2 separate regions of the Homo sapiens genome follow, and region 2 is linked to region 1. The links are chromatin loops, found by intact Hi-C in ENCODE. Cell type or tissue: heart left ventricle. All regions are shown on one strand. Each heading gives the region's core, and the rest is flanking DNA. Links, peaks and the distances in the headings are about the cores only.

Evidence for each region. Peaks named below come from ENCODE experiments on the same cell type or tissue, not always from the same donor. Only the 100,000 strongest peaks of a DNase experiment are listed, where the experiment ranks them.
Region 2: it touches region 1 in a loop (6-fold over the local background); 2 of 110 quality-filtered maps call a loop at or near these places.

The regions. Positions count from the first base shown.
Region 1 is chr1:119,363,601-119,371,941 of GRCh38, reverse strand. HAO2 (hydroxyacid oxidase 2) reads right to left here and starts at 3,157. Exons shown (of 8, transcript NM_016527.4): 1 at 3,040-3,157. HAO2-IT1 (HAO2 intronic transcript 1) reads right to left here and starts at 2,996. Exons shown (of 2, transcript NR_046780.1): 1 at 2,934-2,996; 2 at 1,611-1,858. In heart left ventricle, for the core only: a CTCF peak has its summit at 4,246 (motif pointing right); no DNase peak of the experiment used is centred there; H3K27me3 peaks cover 463 bases.
Region 2 is chr1:117,963,735-117,972,075 of GRCh38, reverse strand. It overlaps WDR3 (WD repeat domain 3), which reads right to left. Exons shown (of 27, transcript NM_006784.3): 27 at 5,533-8,341. It overlaps SPAG17 (sperm associated antigen 17), which reads left to right. Exons shown (of 49, transcript NM_206996.4): 45 at 29-213; 46 at 1,960-2,020; 47 at 5,323-5,467; 48 at 8,138-8,277. The coding sequence ends at 8,277. Among named protein-coding and RNA genes, the nearest start is that of WDR3, 38 kb to the right of the region's middle. In heart left ventricle, for the core only: a CTCF peak has its summit at 4,469 (motif pointing left); no DNase peak of the experiment used is centred there.

The DNA of each region.
Region 1 (8,341 bases), core at 130-8,129:
ACATTGATCCAAATGTTTATATAGTGTTTTGAAAGATAAGGACTTTCTTATTCTTTCAAACAGTGGAATAATTTGATTATGCAAAGAGCCCTGGAGGCAGCATGATGGTTCCTTAATATGAATAATAATAACGACAATAATATTGCAACCATTTTTCAAGTACTCCATGATGTACCATGCACTGTGTAAATTGCTTTACATGCATGACTGTTTTAATCCTTGTGGAAATGTTCAACACAAATATTATCATCCCCATTTCACGGGTGAGAAACCTGAAGTTCAAGAGGTTAAAATACTTTGTTCAATATTACATATCTAGTAATGTGTCACGATTCCAGTGGCCTGGCTCTTAAGCACTATAGAAAGAAGAAAATGGGCACAGCCAAGTGTGGTTTATGGAATGACAGAGTTGGCACGGACCTTAGAGGATTAAAATGTCATGGACATATGCAACTTTGCTTTCTTCCCTCAAAAAATCATAACTCAATCAGAAAGTTAAAAAAAATCTTAATTATTCAGCCAATCACTAAAAAATAACTTCTTATGTTTAAATCTGTCTTAACAGTCTACAGAGCACTCTTCTATACGTTATTCCATTTGGTGCTTACAACAATCCAGTGGGCAATCAGAGAGTGTATGTATGAGCCCCATGTTATAGATAAAAACATTAAAGCTCGGATAATTCACGTGAGTATCCAAGCTAATGCAACAGAAATGGCAAAGCCTGACCTGGAATCCTTCTGACTTGTTTCCAATGTCTTTGAGCCAGTATGGAGTGTTACTGGTATGGGGGAGACATTTAAGTCTCTGTTCTGAATGGTCAGAGAGTTGCATAAAATGAGCTTGGTCAATTCCCACAAAATCCAGGCCATTGGGAAAGGAGTTCTATGTGACACTGTGAGATCACTGCACCTGCCTCTTCATCTGCTCAACAAGGATAGAATGTGCAAAACAGACATCAGAATTCACACAAAGCTCCAAAACAGGCTCTGACGTCTACTCTGTCCACTAGTGACTTCAGGTCTTGCAGGTGTACCTATATCTCACAGTGGCAATCACTGGGTTGTAGCAGGAGAGAGAGGAGAAAAGGCAGAGCAGTTGGGGATGGAAGAGCCCAGCTATGGAGTGCAGTTTTTTCTCTCTTTGCCTTCCTCCTGGCTTCTCTGTCTACGGCAACTACCCAGACTGTGTTTCTGAAGGCCATTGCTTTCCACCGATCAACTGTGCCCAAGGAACTAATGACTGAGGGAGTCAGTGGAGTAGAGAAGACAGACTATATTATAAGCTTTGGCACTTGGCAAACATAGGCTGAAATCTCAGCTCTACTACTGGCTCACCACGGTTCTGTGCAAAATTTATTTGTTAAAGGAGAATATTAACATCCATCCCATAGGGCTGCCATGAGGACTAAGCAGTATGGCCCCTTTGAAATTTCTAGAACAGTGCCTTGTATAGACTAGATTGTTAATAAAGGCAGCTCCATGTTCATTATTCCTCCTGTTGATGACATGTGTGATTTCATCTGAGGCTCTGGAAGTGGAAAGCTGCTTCAGGATTTGAGTATTTCTGTCATAGTATAATTTAAACCCTCTGTCAGATTTACTCATTAGTTTATCCAAGAAGGTTTATTGACACACACTCTCAGCCAGGGTGGCGGAGGCATATACTGCTCCCCACATGCTTAACATTTCGCTGTTGCTTAAATACAGGCATGGCTCTGTGACTAGTTCTTCTGGCCAATGGCCTGGGAGTGGGAATAGCAGGTGTGAATTCTAGGCCAAGGATTGAAGAGCTGGTATGTGACCCTCCAGCTTTGTTTCCTCCTCTACAGCGATCCTCCATCCTCAAGAAGGCAAAGCTGTAAGAGAAAGGCCACTTGGATTCCCAAAACGCCATTTGGAAAAGGGTAGCCCTGGAGATCAGCTGATATTGTGTAAGGAAGAAATAAATATTTATGTGTTATCTCACTAAGTTGTTAAGGTTTATTCTTTACTATAACATAGCCTGATTTAACATAATATATCAAAGTATTATGCTAAACACTAGAGATATGGGGGGGGACCTTTATCACATCAGTTTCTGCTCTCAAGAAGCTTACAGTCGAAGAAGACAGACTTTCATAGCTCATCATTTGATAGCTGATACGATTTAGAGTACAACAGGAGTCCCTTTGAGGGGAGAGTTACCTGGGAATTTGGCAATATTCCCATTACCTCTCAAATGATATACCACAAGTGATGTTCCACTCAATCTATTCTAGACAAGCTCCAATTCTCATCTATCTTTAAATTAGGTTATTACTGTCTATCTCATAGGGATCTTGTGAGAATTGAAGGATCTTGTAAAATGCAGAATATAGTAGTAGTTAAGAATAAAAGTTTGCGGATTTTGCTTCCTGCTAATGGACGCTTTATTCTGTTCCATTGATCTGTTATCTATCTTTATACCAGTACCTCCCTGTCTTCATTAGCGTTCTTGGCAGTTCTCCGCAGGTTGATCTGTAGATTCAACTTAACACAATCAGAGGCTCTTCATTAGTGGGACTTTGTAACCCATTTGTTCCAAATAAGCTTATTGCTCAAAGGAACTACATTGTTTGAGACACATTAACTTCTTTACTTTTTTAGGAGCATAGCCATGTCACTGTTTTCTTTTGCTTGTGGCCGGGAAGCAGTGGTCAGAATACTAAATATATCCCTGAAGGCAATAGCAATACCTTTTAGGTTTTCAGAACGCTGTCAAGTGAAAACATTTTAACCCATTTTTCCTCCTATGGACACCCACGAATATTCCACCATACAATTCTAAGACTCAACTTCCTAGACTTAACCTTCTCTGTCTGTATCCTTTTTGAAACCAAATCTTCCTTTGCCCATGCCCTCTGAGTTCCCTAACACCTGTCTCCCTAGGACCATCTTTGCCAAGGTCCTTGCCTTGCAAACTCATAGTTGGCTTCCACGATATCTTCCATTCCCATCCTATCTGGCACTTCATCACCCTTCTCAGTTCCAAGCACACAGAACACACTCAATGACAAACCTTATTCTAATGTCTTCCAGTCCTCAGGGAAAGAAGTGTTTAGACGCAGCCACTCAAAGCCTGGCTCACTGCCGGAGGTGTTAGGAAACACACCACATCACTACCCACAGTTCAGGCTAAAGAAGAGGCTGAAGTCTCAAAGTTAATCTTTTAATGAAAACATCCAGCTTAGCAGTAAATAAGCAACTAGGCCAGAGCAAGGTTGACTTTGAAAGAATTTTGCTGACTTTGCAAATTTACTTCAAAATTAAGTGAAGTTTATTACAAAATTAAACTTCAAAGTGAAGTTGTAATTTCCTACCTGAAATCACCCATTCCCTACCTCTAAATTCAAACTTGATGTTGTCCTCTGCTCATCACAGATTGTTAGAGGTAGGGAGTGGATGATTTCAGGTAGGAAATTACAAAAGTCCCCGGGTTGGAGGAGGGGCTTTTTGTGGTGATGGGGTTGGGGTGGGAGAAGAGCAAGCACAGCCTGGGAGCCCATGGGCAGGACAGCAGTGGGGACCCAGGCCAGGACGGTCCGAGCTTTGGGGATTTTGGAGGGTGCATAGTGTAGAGCCCTCCCTGCCCACAGAACTGTTCTGGGGAAGTAATTATGTCTAGATTAATATGGGAGTCAGGGAGAACCAGTGAAATTTTTGAGTGGAAAATTATTCAGGAATGTAGAAGAAATGCTAGGAAAAGCAAACTTAAAAGTACATGGAAAAATAGAATTAATTTCTCCAGAAGAGTTCTGTAGGGGTCCCAGAAAGGTCACTAATTTGTCCAGGTCTGTTCGTCTCCACTCCTCCCCCAGCTCTTGCCACTGCTCCTTAGTATTGCCACAGCTCACGTGTGTGATGCGCTTACGACGTGCCAGACACACTACACGCATTACTTCATTTGATCTTCACGGAAGGTCAATCTTTTCAAGATTGTCTCTTTTTCAGAAGAGAAAATGAGATTAACGAACATGCCCAAAGCCTTTCAGCAGTAAAGAGCAGAATTGGGATTTGAACCTAGCCTGTAGCCAACACACGGAGCAGAGGAGGCCGAAATCCTGAGCTGTACCGATGACCATAGCAGTGGGGTTTGCCTTTCCTTTAGAACCTGTAGTTAGAGAGCAAAATGATGAATTTACCACTGACTTGTCATACCATCTCCACTCAAGGCTCATTGGCTATTTATTTGGAGGGTAATCCCTACCTGCTATCTAGCCACTAGAGGACAGTATTACCTCAAAAATGCTTTCAAAAGTAGCCAAAATCTGGGTTCTGGAAATTTCTTTTCCATAGCAATTTTCACAATCTCCATAATCAGCCTCTAGGCCATGTCCTCGGTCAGCTCTCACAACACCTGGCCTGCTCACAGTCCCCTGATCCAGACCCTCCCTTGCTGTTTTCCAGACTCCGACTCTGTCTCTCCCTTCCAGAAGGAAGCCTGGTGATGAGCACACACTGGAACATGGTGCTCAAGCTCCAAACTGCAGCCACTCACTCACTAACATCCACATGTTACTTAAATTCTCTGTGCCTCAGTTTCCTCATAATACCTCCCACACTGTAATGAGAAGTAAGTGAGTTAATACTTAAAAGATGCTGGCAGTAGATAGAAAGAACAGTAGAGCTTCTCATGAGAGATTCTCAAGTTTGAAATAATGACCTTCTTGGAGACCTTTTAAATCTGATGATTGCACTGAGTTAAAGAACATCATCTCTACAAGGTAACACACTCTAATATCAGCCTCTAATGTTTGCACCTAAGTGAACTAATCTCAAATAGGGGATATAGGGCCACAGGCAGAGCTATTTGAGGCAGCATTTTTGCAGCACCTCTTGAATTCCAGAGAATGGGTCCATGGATAAGACAGACCAGCTTTGGACCCACCAGCAGGCTTGGAGAATGTTTCAGGATGAGGTTATGAAAAGATATTGGTTTTATTCAGGTGGTCATAGGGTACCCATTGAGCAATATGCCTGCTTATTTTGGATGAAGAGAAATGTCGGGTCATTCTTGAGCTGTCATGACCTAGTCTCTTAGAAAGCAAATGTAGTTTCACAGTAGAATAGAATGCCAAAATTCTTCTTAATGGAGGGGATTAAAAACATGCTAAGTCCTCCTGATCACTGTGGTCCTGTCCTAATCCAGCCATCTATTTTTCCTGAGGTAATTCTGGAAGTCAGGATGAGCCCAGGACTTTGCAGTCTGTGCTCAAGCCCATCAGGGTTAAAGATGAACACTTTGGTGCTGTGGTCAGGTTAATATTAGGTTGGTGCAAAAGTAACCGTGGTTTTGCTATTGAAAGTAATTAATGCAAACTTGGGTCATTGCAAACTGAAGCCAAACCAGTCATAGATGGCTAAGTCAAACTAAAGACAGTTTGCGTATTTCTGCAGCCACCAAGCCCCTTATAGGCTGTGAACCTCTTTGTAATGGCTACCCGGTGGATGGGGGCAGCTCTGCAGAGTCAGTTACTGGAAGAGATGGGAAGAAAACCTGAAAGAGAGCCTGCTGAAGACCTTAGTCCAAGGCCAATGACTTCTGTCATAGGGCTGCATTGTTTGTGTTCGCTTTATAGGGTCTAAAGTAGGAAGGAAGTGTGTCCCTCTAGCTGCTGAGCTTGCTACATAGATCAGATCTGACTGGAGGAAGCGGGGTTTCTGGATGTGAAGATGAGTTAGGTAGCTAGAGCTGGGATTGTACACCTTCCCAAGATCATGGAGAAAGTCAGTTGCTGGGCACAGGAAAAACAATCAGGATTTCAGAATCTGCTGGGTATCCGGGGTTGAGGACATGGGTGCCTATGTGTGAAATGCTGTGGGATCCACTGTCAACAGCCTGTTGATGTGAGAGTCCCTGGCATCTTGGAGACAGTGTGTATTCTTCAAGGCATTTATGTTGATCCAGGATCAAACACAACTTACTGTGAGTTAGGTGGCTTCAGCAGGAGAGAAAGTTTCTTCTACTCAGAAAGCAACAATGTGCTCCCTAAAGTCACCTAATATTGTAACATCCTCTGTGCTCAGACACTCAGCACCCTGTGCCGAGCAATGATAAGGCATGTAAACGGCCTAGCATTGCCCTTAGTACCAATAAATGCTCAAGAAATGGTTGCATTATTTTCAATAATAGTAATTAATAACACTTACAGAGCATTTACTATGTGCCAAGCAGTGTATTAAGGGTTTAGCAGTTCTTCACTCATTAGGTGGGGATCATTTTTATCTCTGTTTTACAGATATGGAGGTGGAGGCCAGGCATTCCGGAATTCAAAGCCAGGCATTCTGGCCCCAGAGTCCACATTTAACTATTGTGCTTTTAATTAATACTGCAAAGAGTTGCCAATAGGAGACCAGAGGAGGGCAAGATGGCTTCTGGCTAGGGTGACCAGGGAACACTGCCAGAATGACAGATATTTCAGCTGGCCCTTTCACATAAATTGAACTATATTTTCTTCTACTAGCCCTAGTCCTTGGGTCTGAAACTGAGCCCACAGGTCCTGCTGTTACATGAACTGGGGTATGGGTATATAGCCAAGGCCTCAGGCCTGCTGAACCAAGAGTTTATTCAGCAGGGAGTGGGAAGCCAGTAGTTAAGCTGGTAAGGAACTCTTCAAGACTCTCTGAGTCTTCAAGAAAGTTCTAACAGCCCACTGGGGGACTTTTGCCTCTGCCTACATCAAAACACATTTTTTAAAAAGCTTCTGCTTTGTACTTGCTGTTCCTTCATTCTGGAACATACTAATCATTCCTCATCCTTAGGACTCAGTTGATGTGTTTCTCCATCCATGAAACCTTCCTCAGTGCCACTGGGCAGAGCTGGCTGTGTGTGTGTGTGTGTGTGTGTGTGTGTGTGTGAGAGAGAGAGAGAGAGAGAGAGAGAGAGAGGGAGAAACTTGTCACACGGTATTGCGGCTTGTCATTACAGTGTGGCTTTTTCAGGACTTTGAGTTCCTTGAGGCCAGGAGCCATGTTGTATTCATTCTTGAATCCCACTGCCCGGCCCAGAGCCTGGTACATAGTAGGTGCATGATGATTGTTTATTGTGGAATTAGAGAACAGATTTTAAAACTTGAATTCTCAAAGAAGGAGGGGCAGGATGCAGTCAGCATTACTCATTCCCATCTCTGCCCAGTCTCACCCTGCTCTCTCTGCTTTCTACCATGGTCTCCTCTGGAAGGGTATGGCCAACTTAATGCAAAGGTCAGGGCATCTTTGGTTCTTGGACTGATGTTTACATTTTTGAACTCTCAAGGACGTTGACATATCCAGCAGCTGAACTCCAAGTGAGCACACCAGCTTATGTTGGTACAATCAGCTTCACTGGGGGTAGCTTTATTATATTATAAAAGTCTAGTGAGACCCTCAGTCCCTTCCTCATATGGGCACCACTGACTCCCATTTAGAGCCTAATATGGTTTAGCTGTGTCCTCACCCAAATCTCAACTTGAATTGTATCTCCCAGAATTCCCAACAACCCAAGGTTGCATTAATTACTTTTAATGGCAAAACCACTGTTACTTTTGCACCAACCTAATATTAACCTATTGTGGGAGGGACCCATGGGGAGGTAATTGAATCATGGGGCCAGTCTTTCCTGTGCTATTCTCATGATAGTCAATAAGTCTCATGAGATCTGATGGATTTATCAGAGTTTCTGCTTTTGCTTCTTCCTCATTTTCTCTTGCTGCCCGCATGTAAGAAGAAGTGCCTTTTGCCTCCCGCCATGATCCTGAGGACTCCCCAGCCATGTGGAACTGTAAGTCCAATTAAACCTCTTTTCTTCCCAGTCTCGGATATGACTTTATCAACAGCATGAAAATAGACTAATACAATAAATAGGTGCCAGTAGAGTGGAGCATTATTGAAAAGATACCCAAACATCTGGAAGCGACTTTGGAACTGGGTAACAGGCAGAGATTGGAACAGTTTGGAGGGCTCAGAAGAAGACAGGAAAATGTGGGAACTTCCTAGAGACTTGTTGAATAGCTTTACCCAAAATGCTGATAGCAATATGGACAATAAGGTCCAGGCTGAGGTGGTCTCAGGTGGAGATGAGGAACTTGTTGGGAACTCAAGTAAAGGTGACTGTTGTTATGTTTTAACAGAGAGACGAGTGGCATTTTGCCCCTGCCCTAGAGATTTGTGGAACTTTGAAATTGAGAGAGATGATTTAGGGTATCTTGTGGAAGAAATTTCTAAGCAGCAAAGCGTTCAAAAGGTGACTTGGGTATTGTTAAAAACATTTCATTTTTAAATGGAAACAGAGCATAAACGTTCAGAAAACTTGCAGCCTGATAATGCAGGAGAAAAAAGAATTT
Region 2 (8,341 bases), core at 277-8,276, 1.4 Mb after region 1:
ATTTTATTAATTTTTTCTTAATGCAAAGGTGCAAGATTCTGTTGGAGGAAAAGTGAACACATCCTCTGTTGCATCTGCTGCCATTAATAATGCAAAGTCATCCCTTTTTGGGTTCCATCTTCTCCCATCATCAGTCAAGTTTGGAGTGCTTAAGGAAGGACATACCTATGCCACAGTTGTAAAGCTCAAGAATGTTGGAGTGGACTTCTGCAGGTGAGGCCAAGGGACCAAAGGTCTGCTCAGGTTACCTTTCCCTACCCTGTGACTTGTCTTTGGTCACCTCCATCAATAAATGTTTATTGAACCGAACTGTAATTACTCCTTGAATCTTCACATTATTCATTCAGTCATTTACACACTAACTCATTCATTCATTCATCAACAAATCAGTGAGTGTTTATCGGGTTCCAATTATATGGTAGATACTTCCTTGCCCTCCTAGTCATCATTATTCATACTTTGGTAAAAGCAACTCACATCCTGATTTCTACTAGTGGAAAAAAAGGGGGAGGTTGTACAAAAGTGTTACAGCAACTAATGCACAATAATTGAAAGTCTTTTTCTCAAATCCACTAACTATAATAATACTAGCTGATGTTTGTTTGCACATTATGATCTGAAAGGTGCTTTTAATTACATTGTTTCTGCATAATGGAGGGAAAGACCTTAGAGACTACTATAAAAGGAGAAACTGTGTAACTTGTTGTAACATCTTGTCAGCTAGCAGAGGCCAGACTTCAGATCTCCTGAGTCCCACCATATACTTTGCTTTACTAATGCTTTGTTTTGTGTGAAATTTCAAACCTTTCCATTGGATCGGTAAACCATATACCTCTACCAAACCATTCCCAATTACAAAATGTCCACTATTGTATCTTGAATTAAACATAAGCATGGGTATTACTTCCATTAAAATGGAATATATGTTTATTTCAGTTGCAGCCATTTTCAGAGTTGAGTGGTAAGTCCTTCAAGAATGTTTGTGATTCTGGATTGATGATTGGAAATCAGATAAAAAAAAAACGATAGAAGCATCCAGTTTGAAAGATCCCTGTCCCATTTCAGTTATTTCAGTTGAGGCAAATCCCCAGCTTCAGGAATAACCTTTGCTTCCTGAGAAACAATCTGATGTGGAACTCAGGCCACCAAATCACACGATTGTTTTTTAGGTTGTTGCCAACAAAGTGGGTGGGAAGAAATAGACAGTCAACCTCGAACTAATAAAACTCATTCGTGCGGGTCCTGTCGCTCCAGTATAAAATTTTAGTTTTGGAGATTTCACTCCTCAGCTTGTTAATTCAGCCACGATAGAGCAGACAGCAAGGTTGATGGAGGAAGAAGCAGTGTTGGGGTCAGAGTGGAGGCAGGCTTTCCTTGGCATTTTAATTTACTCCAGGTCTTTAACCTTCAAGCAGACCCCACAAACCACAGGAAGGGAGAGAGATCAATAAGCACCATGTGTGAGCTCGGAGCTTTTCAAGTTCTTCGACATCTTCTGAGCCTTTCTGTTTCTCCTCTCCTCAAACATGCAAACCCCATACCAAGACAGAGCAAGGCTGGCTCCCATGCTCCACTGCCTTCCAAAAGAGCCTTTATTCTTCAACTTAATGACCCGGCTGCCAGCATTTGCGTTCATGCTGGCAGCTACGCTGAAATGCACGCACCAGCCAAACAGTCCCACTGCCCAAGCCTGGGCTGCTCGTCAGCAACCAGTAACAAAGGGTTGAAACTCAGGTTGGAGCCCGTTTTACGCTGATGAAAACTGTTGGAAAGGCAGTTGTGAAATGGGCCCCAGATTCTTCTCCCAATTGAATATTAAAGTTGTTTTTCTAATGGTATGGACCCCCGGCTCCTGTGTAGCAAATATTAACACCTTCCTTATTTTATAACATCCCAGCTTATTCATTGCTCATGGGTTTCATTATGTCATAAATTTATTTTTATCTTTCTGCCTTGTAGGTTTAAAGTAAAGCAGCCCCCACCCAGCACAGGACTGAAAGTGACTTACAAACCTGGACCTGTAAGTCCTATATGTCATCTGTTGTGTGTGCTTGCGTGCATGCAAGTGACTATGTATAGGTTTCCAGTGAAGTGGGCTTTGAAACCATTCTGCCCATTCCTTTTAAACTATGTATAAGTCTACTGTTTTTAATATCATAAGCAAAAGATTTCTCGTAGTGATACAGTATGTGGCTTGATGGCATTCATTCCATGTAGTAACCATGAGACCAATCCAATGCATAAACAGAGTTAAACTGCCAGCTATAGAAACAATTCTGAAGCTCACCTCACTTGTCCCAATATTACAGTTATTTACCATTGTATAAAAACTACCTTTTCAAAAAGTAAATCCTTATGCGAAGTGAAAAATAATTATTCCGTTCTTCATATTTTACGTAAATCTGGTTTGCTCTCTTGGTATTTGTCAGAGAATATTATTTAATGCCATACTAAGAAATCATATTTGTTTATTTATATTTATTTATTTATTTATTTTGAGACAGAGCCTCACTCTGTCACCCAGGTCAGAGTGCAATGGCATGATCTCAGCTCACTGCAACCTCTGCCTCCTGGGTGCAAGCACTTCTCCTGCCTCAGCCTCCTGAGTAGCTGGGATTACAGGCGCATGCCACCACGTCCGGCTAATTTTTGTATTTTTAGTAGAGACAGGGTTTCACCATGCTAGTCAGGCTGGTCTCGAACTCTTGGCCTCTCTATCCACCCGCCTTGGCCTCTCAAAGTGCTGGGATTACATGCATGAGCCACTGCGCCCAACCAAGAAATCGTATTTATTAAACTCATCAATTGCCTCATTTCTCCAAAGATCTCTGAAAATACAAAATACAAAATGTCAACCTGTTCTGACTTTATTTGATACATCCTCCAAAATGGCATGTTTAGTAAAAAAAAATGCATATTAATAGCATATTCTCACTTTAAATTATAATTTCAGAAATATAGGATGATGTAAACGTAAGTTCATCTTAAATAAAGTCACATTTGTCTTTATCAGTGCATCATCTGACTGCTTTAACACCCCTTTTACTTCATACTTCACTCAGCAAATTTTGAGTTCCTCCCATATGCCATTTAAAGTGGTCAGGGCGCAGAGGATGTTAAAAATGAGTAAGACACGTAAGCAGCTTACAGAGCCAGGCACATAGTGGGTACTCAAGAGAGGTGTGATTGAATGACAGAATGAAGTGAGTTAGTCTGGCAGATGTATGACCCATTCATCACAGATGCGAAGAGTGCATAGGCCTGTGAGAACAGTGCACAAAAGTATCCAGTCCTGTTAACAAGCACCCAATGCTCCCTGAGTCTGAAGCTCTTAAAGCAGCCCCAGTTATAGGCTCACACAGAAGGGTTGGTTTGGTGTAGCACCAAGTCAGTTGGCTTCTTGTCACGACTATGCCATCAAGCAGTTCAGTTAATGCTCTGAGCCTTGTTTTCCTCATCTGTAAAGTTCAGACCAGATTATTTCTTAGCCCCTTCTAGCTGTAATATGCTCTATAGAAAACAGTATTATACAGGCTGAAACTCCAAACAGAAACATTTTGGGATTATATCCACTAATTCATGAGTACTCTCCTGAAGTAATTCATCACTGTACTGTGTCAAGATTTCAGAACCTTCACAACATAAAGCAAAAGACAAAAATCAAAACAAGCCCTTCTTCCACTGTTCTGGGAAGTTAGCAAATCTCATTTTAATTTAAAGTAGGGATTATGCCAAAAGCCAAAATGGCTGTTGGATCAACTTTTATAGGTACTAAAAACCCAGCACGTAGTCTTTGAAGCTCACTCTATACCATAAGGTTTTTTTAGTTTATTTTTTTAAGTTTTTGATAGTAGGTTTTGGCTCTGGCAAAAAAAATATAATCTGTAGACTTCCCCATATGTAAATCTAACCACCGTTCAGCTTGGTTAGTTGCCAACACTAAATGAATCTGCTCAAAGCCTGGGCAAACCTGTATGATGGCAGTATTCCAGCTCTCTTCATGCTGAATTTCATCATTACCCAGCCCTGCTCCAACTGCTGGACTTGGAGGAGAAGGGTCTGCTGCTGGATATCCTCCAGTATGCATATGCTCACAAGTACATTGTTGAAAAAACTGTGAAACATTTTCCAATTCTACTATTTATAAAACTATATTGAAGAAAACATTCCATTTGTATCTAATTGCTTTTCATGTGGTAGTTTCAGATTTATTTTTTTCTAGATAACTGTTCCCAAGTCTGCTTTTTAACCCACCTCCTGGAGAGGCAACTTAGAAACATAAATAGCTCTCTCTTTGCTGGCTAGTGTTCTTTTCAAAGAACAAGGCAAGACGCCCATGCCTTGCTGTGTTCCTTCTTCCTTCTGTATCAGGTTTCTTCTTTGTTGGTGCAATCCTCTTCCACGGGTTTTCAAACTAAGCAGTTGGGCATTTAAACTAATTTTATCTCCCTCTACTGGTTTCATTATTTTATGCATCCTGCATTAGGAATACCCTAAAGTCACATTTGTCCAACCCATGGCCCAGGACGGCTTTGAATGCAGCCCAACACAAATTCCTAAACTTTCTTAAAACATGATGAGATTTTTTTGCGATTTTTTTTTAAACTCATCACCTGTCGTTATTGTTAGTATATTTTGTGTGTGGCCCAAGACAATACTTCTTCTTCTAATGTGGCCCAGGGAAGCCAAAATATTGGACACCCCTGCAAGGAACAGGGTAGGAAAGTTATGGTAGTCACCAAGTCTGTTAGATGAATTTTTTTTTTTTTTTTTTTTTTTGAGATGGAGTTTTGCCCTGTCACCAGACTGGAGTGCAGTGGCGCGATCTCGGCTCACTGAAACCTCTGCCTCCTGGGTTCAAGCAATTCTCCTGCGTTCAAGCAATTCTCCTGCCTCAGCCTCCTGATTTATATTTATATTAGATTAAATTTATCTTTGTCTGCAGTAGCCGCTATTGCAGATTTCACTACTGAAAGTCACTACCGACATTCAAAAACTAGCACAATTAGGAGTATTGCAAAATTTTGCCTTCAGTTCCACTTCCAATAACCTGGCATTTAGCTTCCTTATGCTTTTTCCTAAATAGCACCTGGTTTGCCCCTTCAACAATTTACCCTGGCTCCCCTTTACTTAATGGAATTCTACCTTCATTATGAAGTAATTCCGCTAAATGCTTATAATAACTACCATTTGTTAGTGCCAAATTTATAGATGAAGAAACCAAAGGTAAGAGAGTTTAAGTAACTTGCTCAAATTCATATTATTAAAAGCAAGGTTTGAACTCAGAGTTGTCTGGTCCTAAAGCTACCTTGTGTCTTATAGGTGGCAGCTGGTATGCAGACAGAACTGAATATAGAGTTATTTGCCACAGCTGTTGGAGAGGATGGGGCCAAGGGATCAGCACACATCTCTCACAATATCGAGATTATGACAGAGCATGAGGTTCTGTTCCTACCTGTGGAAGCAAATATCCTTTAAAGTTCAACTTGAGTAATCATATATAGTGCAGAAATTACACGAGTGAGGAAAACATGGAAGTCAAAATGCATCTCTACTTTATTAATTCTATCTTCAAAATCAGAGTTAAATTTATTAAGACAAAGAGCATCTTCATTCATCTTTGAAAGCACCTAGCCAAATCTAAAAAAATACCTGACACATAGTATATGTGCAGTAACTTCAGATTGAATAAATGTAAATGTTATTGGCTATCTACGGAATATCAGACAGAATAATAAAACAGCAAGTATCTATCACAAAAAAATTATAATTTTATGGAAGGATAGGAAATACCTTATTATTATAAAGGTTGGGTATTCACTGAATTATGCATGCATTCCTCCTTATCAGTGTCTTCAGCCAAACAGATATTAGATAGATATCAAGAACCTATTACCTCCAAGGTACTGTATAAAATAGTTTATCATATATAAAAATGGATAATTGGACTCTGTCTTAAAAGGTATTATATAATTTGTAGCAGAAATAAAGTCTTCACATTTTATTTCTATTTTGTACTTTCTCCAGTGGCATGAATTGTGTGCTGCTTGTGTTACAGTTCTCTATTTATTTGATTTTTGAGCTGGATCTTATAGAATGTGAAAACTTGATTGACGGGAACTTTAAGTAAAAATAATGAACAAAACCATGGCAACAGGAAAGCTCCAGGTGTTTGGGATGATTGGCAGGGAGTTCAACTTGCCAAAAGCTTGAGTATTAGGAATATAGTGGGAAAGTAGGTTGGAGTCAAGTTATGAAAGATCTTAAATCCTTGGCTTGAATTTTATTATTTAAGCAGCAGTGAACCACTGCAGATTCCTGACCCTGTGGGTGACATGATCAGCATATCTTTATTAAGATGAATCCAGGGTTATTGTGCAGGACATGTCAAAGGGGAACAACTGGATGTGTAAAAGTACCATTAGAAGTCTACCTGAATGGGCCATGTGTGAGGACAAGAACTGGGAGTGGGGGAACAGTCAACATAAAAGAGGGACATGAATGAAAGACATGGTGGGGGAAGGAAACTGCAAAATCTGAGGTAGAAGCCATTGATGGATGGAAGAAAGAGGACATCGAGTTCAACTTCAAAGTTTTGGGCTGAGGTAATGAATCATGTATATGTAATATTAGATCTCAACTGAGAAGTCAGAATTGGAGATATAATAATTTTAAGCATCGTTTACACAGAGGTGATGGCTGAATGTATGGGCAAGGAACAGAAATCTGGAGTCGGTTTAGGGAGCAGGAGGAAGAAGAGCCAGTGGAGACAAAAGCAGCAATTAGAAAATGGTGAAATACTTCAAAAGCCTTAGGAAGAATTTCAAGGAAAAGACGGACACAATTGACGGATGCTATTGAGATGTCAAAGAAAATTCAGATTTAAAGTGTTAAATTTGGTTGGGATAAAAACTAAATTGCAAAAGGTAAAGAATGACTGTATTAAGAAAGCAGAAACATTAGTTATGGATATTCTTTCAAGAAAATTTATTAAAGGAAAGAGCAAGAGAATATGTTACTCAAGGATGCAACAGAATATAGGAAGGATTTTCAGTTTAATGTAGACCTACATGTTTGTAGGCTGAAGAGAGTGGAGCAGAAGATATATATTAAAAATATGAATGAGTAGAAGTGATTGAAACTGCAATATCCAAAACAGGGCAAAAGAATAATAAAAAACAGAGCTGAAGGGTTAGTCTTGGCAAGGGAGAAGCTGAAGATAGCTGATGATTCAGATATTCCGAGGTGAAGGAGAAAGTTAAAGGAACTTGTGTCAGATAGCACTGATGTCAATAAATGAAGTTTAGTTCATTTGTTCATTTATGCTTTCAAAGATGCCGAAACGCCTGCCTTTATGTAGCTTACATTCCAGTGGGAGGACAGACAATACATAAAGTAAGTAAACCATAAACAATGATGGCAGTAAGTACAATGGAGCAAAATATAAAATAGGAAAGGAAAGTCCTCACTGGGAAAGTCTCTCTCCCTTCCTCTCACCTTCCTCCCCTCCCTTTTTCTCTTCCTTTGAGTAATGACAGGGTTTTTCCATTGTGACAGAAGGAAACTAGCCAAAGAACTAGTTTTTTCCTCTGGTAACTAAATCAAGTGCCCTTACCCTCTCCACACAGGTTATTAGATGCAAATACCTGAGTCACTGCTGCTGATCATAGCAATGAAATCATTTGTATTTATAATAAATTTTCTATTTCCCTGCTTATAGATTAGAGAGAACCTGTCAGACACAGATAAAGGGCAAAAAATCTTATCAGATCTTTTATCTACTTACTTACAGTGTCAACAATGATCTGTCCCTCTCCCCACCAAAAAAAAAAAAAAAAAGCATGAAATCTGATGTAGATATGGTTTGGGGCTTGACCATACTGATGGCTCCTTATAGAAAGCCAGTCACAGTTAGGAGAGAAATGTACACTAGGGAGAACAGAAGACATTCTAGACATTGGCATATCCATCCTCTAACCCCCAAGCCTGAGCATGCAGAATTTGCATTGGATAGACAGTTACCTAAAATTGAACTGATGTTGCCAGAGAAGAAATTCTATGATTCTAAAATGTTATTTAGGTTTATATATGCAAATAATTTAGTCATGAAAAGCACAGCCCTTAACAAGTATTTTACCTGTTTTAACAAGCAGCAATTATGATAAACGACCAAAAGACTTTCCCCAGGGAAAAGAAAATCCAATGGTCCAGAGAACTTCTACAATTTATTCCTCCACACTTGGAGTCTTCATGTCTCGTAAAGTTTCTCCACATTAGGTACAGTAAGTAATAAATGGGAATTTGATTGTCAAGCATTCAAATTTGAGGTATTAGACCCCAG